2 separate regions of the Mus musculus genome follow, and region 2 is linked to region 1. A link is a contact called in ENCODE Hi-C or POLR2A ChIA-PET data. All regions are on one chromosome and are shown on one strand. Each heading gives the region's core, a stretch centred on a gene start or an enhancer-like site at or near the end of the contact. The rest is flanking DNA. Distances are from core to core; before and after follow the strand shown. Region 1 holds the start of Cd24a (CD24a antigen). Region 2 holds the start of 4933404K13Rik (RIKEN cDNA 4933404K13 gene).

Region 1 (6,197 bases), core at 2,518-5,017:
GAAAGTATACTTTATTGTATTAATATCTCACTTCACATCCATTTTGCTAAAAATGTCAAATAATTTAGCTCTGTATTTAATCTTCTATTTTCCTAAAAATAAGACTTATCTTTTAAAAATCAAAATGCAGGTTAACCATATACTTTAATGTTAGTCCATTTATCCAATACTGAGTGCCAGGAGGAGAGGACATGGGGTGGACATAGTCTCTGCATTCCTGCCCTCACTCCCACGTACTGGGGATTGAACCCAGGGCCTTGTACACGCTAGGCCAGTTGTAGTACTGAGCTACATCCTCCGCCCTGACTCCTGTTTTTTTGTTTTGTTTTGTTTTTGTTTTGTTTTTTTTCAGCAAAGCAGAAAGGACTGGAAACCTGGGTCAGGAAGCTTTGTAACTTCAGAGGTGGTATCATAACTGGTTCTGCGGCTGGGGCCAGATTTCTTAACATCTCTGTTTTATTTCAGAATAAAAAACAATACGGATGCGCTGTCAACCTCACAGACCCACACACAAAACACCATGTGAGGGCGGGCATTTCGGGCCACACAGCCACACAGATGGCTTAACAGGAAGACAGCCCGATGACTTGAGTCTGAATTCTGCAATCCACTTGGTAGCAAGACAACACAGTCCTCTGACTGTCACATGTGTGCTGTGGCACATGTAGACCCCCCTCCTCCTCCCCCAATGATAAAAGTAAGAAAGCAAGTAAGTAAATAAGTAAATGGGCAAGGAGAGGAAAGGAAAAAAGAAACACAAAGATATGCAAAGATGCTGCTGGGGGAAAAGGAGTATGATTTAAAGAGCCACAGCATAACATAATGCCCACGGCAACAGCAGAGGCAGCTTGCTGTGTCCTGTGAGCCAGCACTCTGCTAAATGTTGGAATTAGTTCAGTTAGGGCCTTATCCTTTGCATGTGGGTCCACCAGACAGGCGTTGTACTCTAGGCGTTGGGAGGTGGGGATGCTCACGAGAAGTCAGACAGGATCCTAGGAACGGGCAGAACAGGCTGGACCCAGAGTCTCTTGAGTGCTGCACCTGTCTGGTGGCCAGCCTTCCTCTCCGTTGAGCACAGAGGAACTGTATGCCCTGCCATTACAGTCTTACCCAGGACAGGACCAACATCCAAAATGTCCAGAATGCGGTGATTTCCCCAGCGTTCTGGAGGCTGAGGCAGGAGGAATCCGAGTTCAAGGCCAGCCCAAGATACACAGCGATTGTCAAACAGCAACCAGAAAGCACGTCATAGGCAATTCCATGAAAACCAGAGAAAACTGACCTTACTAGTTACCACCGTTCACACACATATTAATACATGAACAATCAGTTTCAAAACCACTCCATGCTACAGCTTCTCCAGAAAGTGTAAATTGGTCATGTTCTAAAGAAGAACTGGGGTTAACGTTAAGATTCCTTCTAGTGGCAGCTTGAGCTCTTGTTGCCTAAGAGAAAAGCGAACCGTGGAAAGCTGGAGGAGCAGGACAGCTCACCAGCAGCCAGCTCAGAGCGGGGCTCTTACACTTGAGGCTTCAGGGGTCATAGGTCAGGACACCCCCTTCTGGGCACAGAATGGCCAACATCCTGCAAACACAGAATCGGTCCGTTCCCCGGGAGATTCTGCACAGGTGGAGAACGGAACAAAACACCACATAGGAGCGAGCCTGCGGCTCAGCTCGCTGTTTCTTTCAAATCACACAGAGAGGTAAACGGGGAAGGTAACTGCTTTCTGTTTCCTGTTCCCTCCAGCCAAGGAGCAAATGCCAAGGGAGAGAGCTAAGAGCTAGGCACTGGAGCGCGCAACAGACACAGCAGTCTTTTGTGTTTGCTTTTGAGATAGGGCCTTGCTTCGTAACCTTGGATAGCCTGGAACTTGCTCATGTAGACCAGGCTGGCCTGGAACTTGCAGTGAGTGATCTTCCCGCCTGTGCCTTCTTAGAGCTTGGTTTCCAGGCATGCACTATCACAGCTGGTGTACATTAATTGCTTAATAACACATCGGTTACAGTGTCACCATCACCTGCGTTTTACAGAAGAAGCAGCCCCAGCTTTTTGTCCAAAGTAAAAAAGAAAAAAAAAAAAAAAAAAAAAAAAAAAGAATGTCTCATAGCATTTGGGCCGATACCTGGCTCCAGAGGCTGTGTTGTTAACTACGGCACCAACACATTTCCTTAAACTAATACCGAGAGGGAGGGGAGAGAGATCAAGTTGGAGGAAGGAGGGGCAAGAATGGAGAACTGAGGGGCAGAAAAAACAAGCCTAGGGCACAAAACAAAACAAAACCCCCAAACCAAATGGAAGCCAGGAATAACTCCAGGAGTAGCCCCATAGCCTGTTGTCCTGAAGAAACTCTGAAGACGGCGCCCTTGGGGTTAGGCGCTATTGAGTCAGTCCTTGCGCCACCCTGGGAGAGGAGCGCCGCCGTTGCTGGGCACAGAACGACCTTTCTATACAGTGTGCTAACTGTTAAACAGAAAGTTCACTGGCGCTATACAAAAATTCCTGTGCGCCCAAGCACACCTCACACGTGGAAAGTTACTGAGCGGTTGTGGCTGACTTGGTAAGGCTCAGGCAGCCACAAACCAACGACTGTGGAGTCCATTGTCAGCTTGCTGCCATAAAACTTTGTTTTTACGAGGCTGTTCTGCAAAAATTGAAATTTAAACAAATTTCCACCGTTGCTAGGTTTGCTTTGTTTTGCTTTAAGGTCTGTAAAACACGTGGGCTAAACTTTAAATAGGAAGGTCCTAAACCCTGTGATTAAAGATTAGAAAATATTCTACCACTAAGTTGTTTTAAAGTTTGCTTTGAAGTTTTCACAAAAGAAGGTCGAAAGAAAGATTCCACTAAAATGTACAGACGGATGACTAATCTTTCTGAATCGGTTTGTCAAATTACTTAAAGGCAACTATGGGTGGAAATGGCTTGAATAAGAAAGCGTTCGAACGCTGAGCAAGTACTGTGCCACAGAGGCAGAACAAGCACGTCCCCAGAAACGTGGAGAATACTGGGACCGAAACCCAGTCCCTCGCAATGTCCCGCCCCGTGGCCGAGCGCAGCTGGCTGTTGCCTAGGTCCGGTTGGATGCTCCCGGGTATGGCCGGGTGCGCGATGCTTGATGCAGCACTAGAGGAACTCAAAACACAAAGCAAGCAGCCAGGGGCGGCCGCCCAGCCGAGCATACTCACGGCTGGGGCCCGGGATCCTGGCGATCCCTGCCGTGCAGCCGCCAAGGGACAGTGCGTGGCGACGCCCGGTCTCCTCCTCGCCAACCCCGCGCACCACGGCCCGGGGACCTGCCAAGCCTGTCCCGTTCCCCCTTGCAGCCGGCACTTGACAAAAACCAGCCCTGAGCTCCGCGCAGTCTGCGCGGCGCCCGCGGCTTCGACTTTTCGTGTTGGGGGGTAAGATGGCAGGGCCGGGGAAACAAAGGAAACTTGGGCCGGCCGGCGTGTGTGGTTCGTGTGCTCGCCCCAGGTCCCGTGTGGGAGTCGCCTGCGCCTGTGCATGCAGCCTGCCCGGGGAAACCCTAGCTGTGCCAGAGCCCGGGGCGCCCGCCCACCTGCCGCGCTGGCCGCCCCGGGACATCCCAAGTCACCCCGGGCCGGTGCAGGCGGCGGGGGAGGGGCCGTGAGAGCCGCACAGGAGGGTGGGGGTGGGGGCGGGGAGGCGGCGGGGGAGGAGGAGAGCACGGGTGGGCGGGCGCCGCACGTCACGGCTATTGTGGCTGTCCCGGTATATAAGGTCCCGCCGGCCGGCCGCGCTCCCCACCTTGCCTGCGCCCGCGCGAGCTTAGCAGATCTCCACTTACCGAACATCTAGAGAGTCGCGCCGCGCGCCGACGGAGCGGACATGGGCAGAGCGATGGTGGCCAGGCTAGGGCTGGGGTTGCTGCTTCTGGCACTGCTCCTACCCACGCAGGTGAGACCCTGTTCTCGATTGGGCACTGGAGACGCGTCCTGGGGCTTGTGTGTGTGTGTTCGCGCGCGCGTAGGAGGGGCAAAGTCTTTGCCTCCGGCCAGGCACTGGGGTAGGGGGAGAATTTTGTGTAACTGACTTGGGGAACTCGTGGTGTGGATTCCCTCGAGAGAGCGCCCCCTTCCCTTCTCACGGAAGGTCTTCGCGCTCCCTGCGAACCACACAAAGAGAGGGAACGGTCCCCTTCGGGGGAGCGTGGCACACGCCCATCCTCCACCGTCCAAACTGGTTTGGAGATCACCCAGGAAGCCCTGGTTGTGGCTTTATCTCCCACAGGTCTTGAAGCTTAGTTAGGGACCTCCCGACTGCACAAACTCTCGCGGTGCGACCCCACACCTCCATCCCTGGCCACCTTAGGAGCCCCATCCCAACCTAGAATCCCCGGGCATTATAGAGACGGAGGGCAGGACTGTAGTGTCCCGATTCTCCGTCAGGCTTTGTCCTAGTCCACAGACGCTTCCTCTCTTAGATTTGTCCCGGGTACAGATCTTGCCCCCCAACGCCATGGGTGGCGCTGCTCTAGCTGCGTTAGGGTGAAGGCGCCGCGCCCAGAATGAGACCTGGAGCTGAGCCTGAGAGACTGGGACGGGACTCAGAGAATCCGACTGTAGCTTTTCACTGCGGTTGGTTCGCTTAGGGATGTCCCTAGGGCTTTTTGCCCCTGAAAAGTTGGGAGCGCCGGATTTTTGGTCCCTAGAGATCCAGGGTCCGGGCTCACCTGGGAGAGCAGCCCAAGAGCTTGAGGCGCGCTTCGTCTTCCCCTTCTCAGGCAGGGTAACTATACCCCATTGTCTTCTCGCTGCGGGTTGACTGTGCCCCGGGGCCTTTCTCAGTTCACCCGATCCCCCATCTAGGAGGGGCTGGGCATCGTGAAACTGGTTGGTCTCACTCAGATTCCCTTCTCCCCAGGGCGCCCCCCCCCCCCGAAATGTTGAGAGGGAGGTGTTGGTTAAACAAATCAAGGGAGATTGGTGGAGAAAAACTGTTTAATGCCAATTTAATAATTAACGTAAAATTTTGTTGATGGTGTTAGAGAGGACCTCTAGACTCAGACTGAACATTGGGCTCCTTTTTCATCATCATTATTATTATTATTTAGTTTTTTTGTCACCTGCTGTACTAAAAGCTCTTTGTATAAATGAAGAGCGGTTACTTTCCGGTACCCCTAAGACAGGCTCCCTGTTTTAAACAACTTAGCATATTAATGTTTTCCTTTTTGTGTGAATGCCACTTCCCGATAGGACAAGCTCTCTTACACACAGTAGGCACCCAGTAAGTATAATTGACTGGATCAGGTGTGGCTAATCTACTTTGGACACAATTTGCACATTTCTTCAGTCAATATTTGGTTAATGACCTTACGCCTGTAGAACAAAAGGTGCTGATGTGGGAGGGCTTATCAAGGGGCCGCCGAAAGTACGTGTGGCTAGATTCTTTGCTGGGTGCCACGTCGCCCTCTCTCTTGCTTGTAATCGGAAGCTCTAGCAAGCCCTGGCAAACCCTCCTTTCAGTGAGGGCTAAAAACTCGGATCAGCCTTTGTTCCATGACAAAGGAGAGTATCACGTGCCTCGCCGGACTGTGCATTTCACGGCTTGCAAAAGCAGCGGTGAATGTGCCACTAGGTTGCTGGGACACAGGGAAAGCCTTGGTTTCGGTCACAGCGTCTAGTCAGTCACCAGGCAATGAGCTGGTGAAATTTAACTCCAAACCCCGCCTTATGTGAAAGGGAGGATGTTTTAACTGAAATCCTTCTGCCGCAGAGCAAGGAGTCTCCGATATTTATTTGAAATGCAGATTAAATTAATCACTGTTGCTGCTAACCTCTGGCGCTGGCAGTGAAGCCTGGCCCCTGAGCGACATCCCTAGGGTGGCCAGCTCCCAGTTTTCAATTTGAGACATTTTTTTTTTCAGGTTTTGGGAAGGGTTATAATTTCAAGATTTCAAATGAGCAGATAGGATACCCAATGTCCTTTTCAGTTTTAAATGTTAAGATACTTCCTTAAAGCAGGCTGTGTGAAGCCAGAGACTCAGCATATCAGGCCAGGCTGTGTGGTCCAGCAAACTCTTAGATCTCAGTCACCACGCAAGTCACCATGCAGACACACGGCCCCTACGCCTCCCTCCCCCTGTTTTGATTGGTTTTGAGATAAGCCCCACTATGAACTGCTGACTGGGCTGGGTTTTTGTTGTTGTTGTTGACTAGAATTTAGAGAGACCT
Region 2 (6,197 bases), core at 1,771-4,270, 250 kb after region 1:
AAGATCAGCCAGTGCTCTTAACCTCTCCAAACGATGTTTTAAATTTTATTTATTTGTTTATTTTTTAAATTTTGAGACAAGATTTCTCTACTATGTGACTCTGCATGTCCAGGAATTTACTCTGTAGAATAGGCTGCCCTCCAACTCACAGAGATCCTCCTGCCTCTGCCTCCCTCAGGCTGAGATTAAAGGGGTGTACTTCCACACCTAGCTCTCCAGCCTTTATTCTGCCTCTTTGAATGTCTTTATTTTGAGACAGAGTCTCATGAAGTTACCCAAACTGGCCTCCTATTTGTAATGCTCCTGCCTCAGTCAACCAACTAGCTATATTTGTGCAACTACAGTGGCTGTACCACTCCCTAACTTAATGTGCCACTTGAGCTAACATTAGGAATTCTATTTTTTTTTCTAATTTAAATTCTTGTTAGAATTTAAACCACATATGTAAACTTGTTCAGTGGTCATATAAACTTGTAAAATTTTCAAAAGAATACAAACATCAGGGTTAAGGAGATGGCTTCATTGGTTAAATGCTTTCCACATAAGCATGAAGACCTGAGTAGAGATTCCAGCACCCATGTAGATAATCAGGTCTATAATCCTGGTAATGGGGAGGCAGAGACTTCTGGATCCCTGAAGCTTCCTGCCCAGTCAGTGAAGCCAAATCAGTAAGCCCTAGGACCAGTTAAAGACCTTGTCTCCAAAAATAAGGCAGAGTATGACTGACGAAGACCACCTCCGCTGGCCCCTCGCCTCCACATGTGTATGTGGGTGCATGTAAACACACAAATATATGTGTAGACATTCTTTACACAAAGCACACAAAACTTGGACAAGCCTCTTAGTTTGGGGAGGGGCAATATATGGCTTACACTGACCTTACTACTCTTTAATCAGAGAGCAAGTATAAGCAAGCTATGAAGAATGTGTTAGAATAACCACAAGAAGTAAGTGACGATTGTCCAGTTGTCTGTGTGAGTGCTAGGCCACAGCTGAGTGCCATACAGGAGGAAATGCCAGGAATCTCCATAAACCCAGAAGGTACAATAAAATTCCAAAATATCTGTTTCTCAGATCGCAGAACTCTTGTCCCTAGAAGGGACTGTCCTTCAATCAAATGACTTGCTAACACATCTTAGTTTTTAAAGAGCTTCCTGAATGAGCACTAATAGCAAGGACCACGCTTTCCAAAACACTGGGCCCTTGGCAGTCTGTGACACAGAGCAAGAAAGAATTCTGCTAGACATCTACATGAGCCACAAAAAGTATCAATGTATGCAAACACATAAGCCTGATCGAGGCACCTGGAGACCAAGCCAGCTTCCTGCTGCTGACGTGATCTCAGACAGTCTCTATGCCCTCTGGGTCCCATCAGCAAAATGAAGGTGGATGGTGGCAGCTGCTGTGTTCCCCACAAGACTGAACATCTGAGAAAGCTTCACGACTCACTGACTAAACCACCAGTGTCTTACTGTTCTTGTCGAAAGGTAATGAGAAAATCAAATTGTATCCCATTAAGGAAATATGTTTATAACTAAATTACCCCTGAGAACTTCATGCTTCCTGGAAAGGTCTTTCATTGCTCTCCTAATATGAAATTTACCAGGAAACCCATGTTTTTCTGAGTAGCCAGTAAACATATTTTGAAATGTTTTATTCTATGACAGCCTCTTTTGGCCATCTACATGTGATTTGTTGGAAGAGATCCTAGACAGATATTATTATTATTATTATTATTATTATTATTATTATTATTATTATTATTATTAAAAGGGATAAAAATCAATCAAATAGCCCAGAAGCATCTCACTGGGAGGAGACCCATTCTTCAATCAAACTCGCCACAAGTCCACTGTCACAAACTCAGCCTGATCACCATGCCCATGTCCACAAGACCTTACTGGTCCTGTGCCTGTTAACCATATACAGTAGTTACTGTGTCTGAGTTTAATATCGTTCCCCTTCCTTCTTGCCTAAAATACATGTACAATGTTCTTTGCCACATCTGCATTTAAAAAAAAAAAAAAAACCAAAACCACTTAGTGCTTAGAGCACAGTTCTGTCAGGGAATAGAGGGAGAGCTTTCAGAAGTGTACTTTTACACAGCTGCCTTTGCTTAGTCACTGTGCCCCAGTGTTTTCATCTGAAAAAATGGGCACACTACTCTCCAACCCTGAGCTTACTTTACAGTGGTCAGTATTAACCAGTTTACCGTACAAAACTGAACAAGAACAGGCCTGGCTTTGTGTAATCCAAACTTCATATCAAATTCTAAGGTAATGTGATTTTTCACGGTGTTTGTTGGGTAAGTTGTCCGAGAAGGTGGTTTGACCTAAGTCTGGAAGGAAGCAACTGAAATGACTTGGTAGAGAAAGATGTGTTGGTTTTCCTTGGCCATAATCACTTACTTACTCATAATTCTATAATTTGAGAAACAAGTGTGTCCAGACACGGCCTCTGGGCCAAACATAGTTATGAGAGTGGTCTGATCAAAATTTGTAAACTTGCTGAAAGTTTGGTGTGCATGTATGTGAGAGTGTGGTGTGTAATGTGTACATGCATGTGTGCATGTGTGTGTATATGTGGTGTATGTGTGTGTGTATGTGTGATGAAAGTGGTCTGATTGAAACTTGTAAACTTGCTGAAAGTGTGTGTGTCTGTGTGAGTGTGGTGTGTGTGTGTGTGTGTGCGTGCATGTGTGTATGTGTTGTGTGTGTGCGTGCGTGCGTGTGTATGTGTGGTGTGAGTGCGCGCACGTGTGTGCATGTGTGTGTATATGTGGCATATGTGTGTGTGTGCATGTGTTCATAACACGATTGCAGGATTTTTTTTAGCATGAACTTTGTAGATGAAAATGCCGTGTTGTAATGTCAAAAGATTAAACACATAAAATATGGGTTGGCAGGTGTGACCAATCTTTGCTTGTTTCAGGATTTTCCCTGTCCAATCACATTAGGGCAGTGGGAGACCTGTGATTGGACAGAGAACGGGAGGCGGGGCTAAGAGTCTCAGAGTTTGTCAGAGGGGAGGAGAAGCAAAATGGCTGCTGACGTATACCCGAGTTTTATTTTCCAGCCACAAGTAGCCTTGATTTCATAAGGTTAGAAATATTGGAATAAGACTTTTATCATTATCAATTGGCTCTGAAATTATTGTATTGGCATCTTGTAAATTGTAATTCTATTGATACATAAATCTGCTTGGTTAAGCTTTGAGAGTCTTGATTCTACCGGATAATTAGGTGTTGAGATGACCAACCATGGGATGCGTAGGGCATTGCGTGGTAGTGAGAGGAACTGGGGACGCTGGAGAGATGGCCCGGAGGGAGCTGTGTGGTCCTGCTTGGCCAGAGTTGGCGAGCCGGCAGGAGCGCGGGAGCGTGATCCGGCCCTGCAGAGCATTGTGGGTTCATCTTTTAAATATTTCCCGCAGCTGACTGGGCCACTCAAGATGGTGTCTTTATATACAGTACGGACATATCAGGAAGCAGTGGGCCAGGGATCTCTCAGTCCTTATAGTTTCTCTTGCTCTTCTCATGGTCATGGTGGCTTATCTTTTTAGAGTGTGCCCAGCTACCCCTAAAGCAGGGAATCTTTTGCCTGTGTTGAGACTCTCAAGAACTTCGCTGTATTTTACCGGTGAAAGAAGTCCCAGGATCAGTCTCCAGAGGAGGGCTGTGTTACTCAACATTCAACCACTATAGCAAGCCCCAGAGGTGATCAGTTTATAAAGAGGAAAGGTTTCGCTGGCTCGTGGATTCACAAATTTCAGCCATGTTCAGGTGGGAAGGCTGAAGGATCACTGAAGGAGGAGATGCTGAAGCCGTTCAATTCACAGTGAGGGGACAAAAAGAAAGGAAGACAGGCTTAAGTGCTCACTTATCCTCTTAAATGGTGCACTTCCAGGGGCCCAAAGCCTCATCGAAGGCCCCACTACTCAAAGGCTTCCCTGCCTCCCACCCGAGCCCTCCCAAAGACAGAATATTTAATACTCAGAACTTTATACCAAAACGTAAGAAGGAACTAGAGCTGACCAAGAGGAGCAGGAAGCACGGTTCACTGGATCCACTGTGAAATGGGCTAACGCGGAGATAAGTCAGAAGGCCTCCTGGGATCAACCAAGGTGAGCAGAGGAGGCCTGAAAACGGGTACTTAGCTGTCGATTTAAATAGAAACACCACCTGCAGCTTTATTTGGTTCTAAAATAGTTCTTGGCTAGGGGATGTAGCTCAGTGTTAAGACTTACCTACCATGTTGGTTCATGGCCAGAACTGCAAAAGAACAACCATATCATGGTATACACCCTGTGTTAATTAGCTTCCTGTCACTGTGACAAAAAAATTAAATAAAACAAAGCAAAAAAAAAAAAAAAAAAAAAAAAAAAAAAAAAAAAACCCTGGGAAAACTTAAAGGAGGAAATATTTATTTTGGCTGATGCTGGGTGGATTCTGGGCTTTAGTAAGACAAGCCATGTGACAGAAAGTGTGGGAGCACATGGTGGAACAGAATAGCTCTCTGCAAGTATCTGGGCCCCAGCGGGGTGACAGAGAAGTGCCCTTCAAAAAAAGCATCCTCCCAGTGGTCACTTCCTCCAAAGGGCTCAGGCAGTAACGCTCCGTCGCCAGCTGGTGGCGCTGTTTGAGGTGGCTTCAGAGGCAAAGCCTCGGGTCTCTGGAGGTTGGCTTTGAGTGTTCACAGACTTGCCCCACTTCAAGTTCTGTTTCATTCTTGCTGTAGATGAGGTCTCTCAGCTTCCAGCTCTTGCCGCCATGCCTGCTGCTCACTGCCATTCTTCCCCACCGCGGTGGACCCTCTGGAACCACGAGCCAAAATAAATTCCTTCTATATAAGTCGCCTTGGTCATAGGGTTTTATCCCAGCAACAGAAAAGTAACTACTACATCCTCCTAAGAGCCCACCCTGTACTGAGCCGCTTCTTCATAGCTTTAACCCCCTCGTGAGGCAGTGGCTACTCTATAATGTCACCATCCAGGAGTTAAGCCTTCGATACGCGAGAGGGATAGTCCTTATCCAAATGGTGGCATTTCTTAAACAATAAGATTCCAAGATCCAAATTAGGAAATGTAGAACCCTCGAACCCAAGCACCCCTAAAATCCTTATCCTGGGGAATTTGAATAATCCTTCTCCAATTCTGTGTCAAATTTGCTTGTTGAGCTCACATAGAGATTTTCTTTAGCCCACAGTGAAGATAACAAGGCCCTAGGTGTGACTCTACCAGGAAGTTTGTTCCTGTGGGTGCTCTTTTCAGAGCTCATCGGCAGTATTTTTTTTTTTTTTTCTCACTACTTTTGCCCGTCCTGTTTCTCAAAGCATCGATGTGGCTATGTTGTCTTATCCGGGGTTGTTTTTCCACGGAAACAGATTAAGAATTTTTTTTCAAAGAAATCTGAGAATTTGGTTGATTCTGGATATGTGTGTGTGTGTGTGTGTGTGTGTGTGTGTGTGTGTGTGTGTGTGTGTACATTCCTTTTCTGTTACCATATTTTTTTTCAAGTGAAAGCGATTTACTTATAAAGGATAGTGGTTTGTTTGGCTCAGGGCTGAAAGTAGGGACATACAAGTGTGTGTGGCGTAGAGGAGTCATGGAGACTCGGGGAGCAAGAGTGGGGTAGAGGCATGTCCAAACCCCAGGAATTTCATGCTGAGTCAGCAGAAGTAGGACTCCTCCCTCCCTGCCCTGGTTCTGCATGTCGGTTCCCCACCTCTTCCACCCTTGAGGTAGCCAGGTTCCAGGCTAAACATCCTTGTTCCTTATTAGGAATTCCTCATTATGCAAATGAGGTATCCCCAGCACCCTGGCCCCGACCAATGATGTACACTCACCCCATAGCCCCTACTCACTCCCTAAAGGTTTAAATAGCCGTCCTTTCCCCCAATTAAATGAGCTGCTCAATGAAGCTCAAATGAAGCCCGCTCCTCAAGAGTCTGTACCTGTTTTGTTCACGGTGACCAGTGGTCCTCATTTTCCCCTCAGCTGTTCCTGCCTCGCTTGTCTGACAGCCCGCGGTCATGCTGCTAAGTGACCGGGAGCGGAGTGAGGACAGCACTTATCGCCACCTATTGAGCCTTTGATGAAGACCTTAGGCTGCATAAAACCAGAAAGATGTCACATTATACCACATATGATAGCTCAGCCTTCTTCTCCCTCTGTCTTGGCTACTATTCTTTTGCTATGAC

Evidence for each region. A loop is a pair of places that touch in the nucleus more often than their neighbours do. ChIA-PET counts read pairs that join two places held with the same protein, here RNA polymerase II (POLR2A).
Region 2: a loop to region 1 is called in a map of v-Abl transformed pro-B cells, with 5 times the contacts of the local background. The contact joins the promoter of 4933404K13Rik here to the promoter of Cd24a in region 1. A Hi-C loop is called at or near these places in 4 of 37 maps with a recorded cell type or tissue (CH12.LX, mature B cell and v-Abl transformed pro-B cells). POLR2A ChIA-PET finds 5 or more read pairs at or near these places in 1 of 5 experiments (embryonic stem cell).

Annotation. Positions count from the first base shown.
Region 1 is chr10:43,575,402-43,581,598 of GRCm38, forward strand. Cd24a (CD24a antigen) reads left to right here and starts at 3,768. Exons shown (of 2, transcript NM_009846.2): 1 at 3,768-3,921. The coding sequence starts at 3,853.
Region 2 is chr10:43,822,887-43,829,083 of GRCm38, forward strand. It overlaps 4933404K13Rik (RIKEN cDNA 4933404K13 gene), which reads left to right and starts at 3,021. Exons shown (of 3, transcript NR_131055.1): 1 at 3,021-3,100.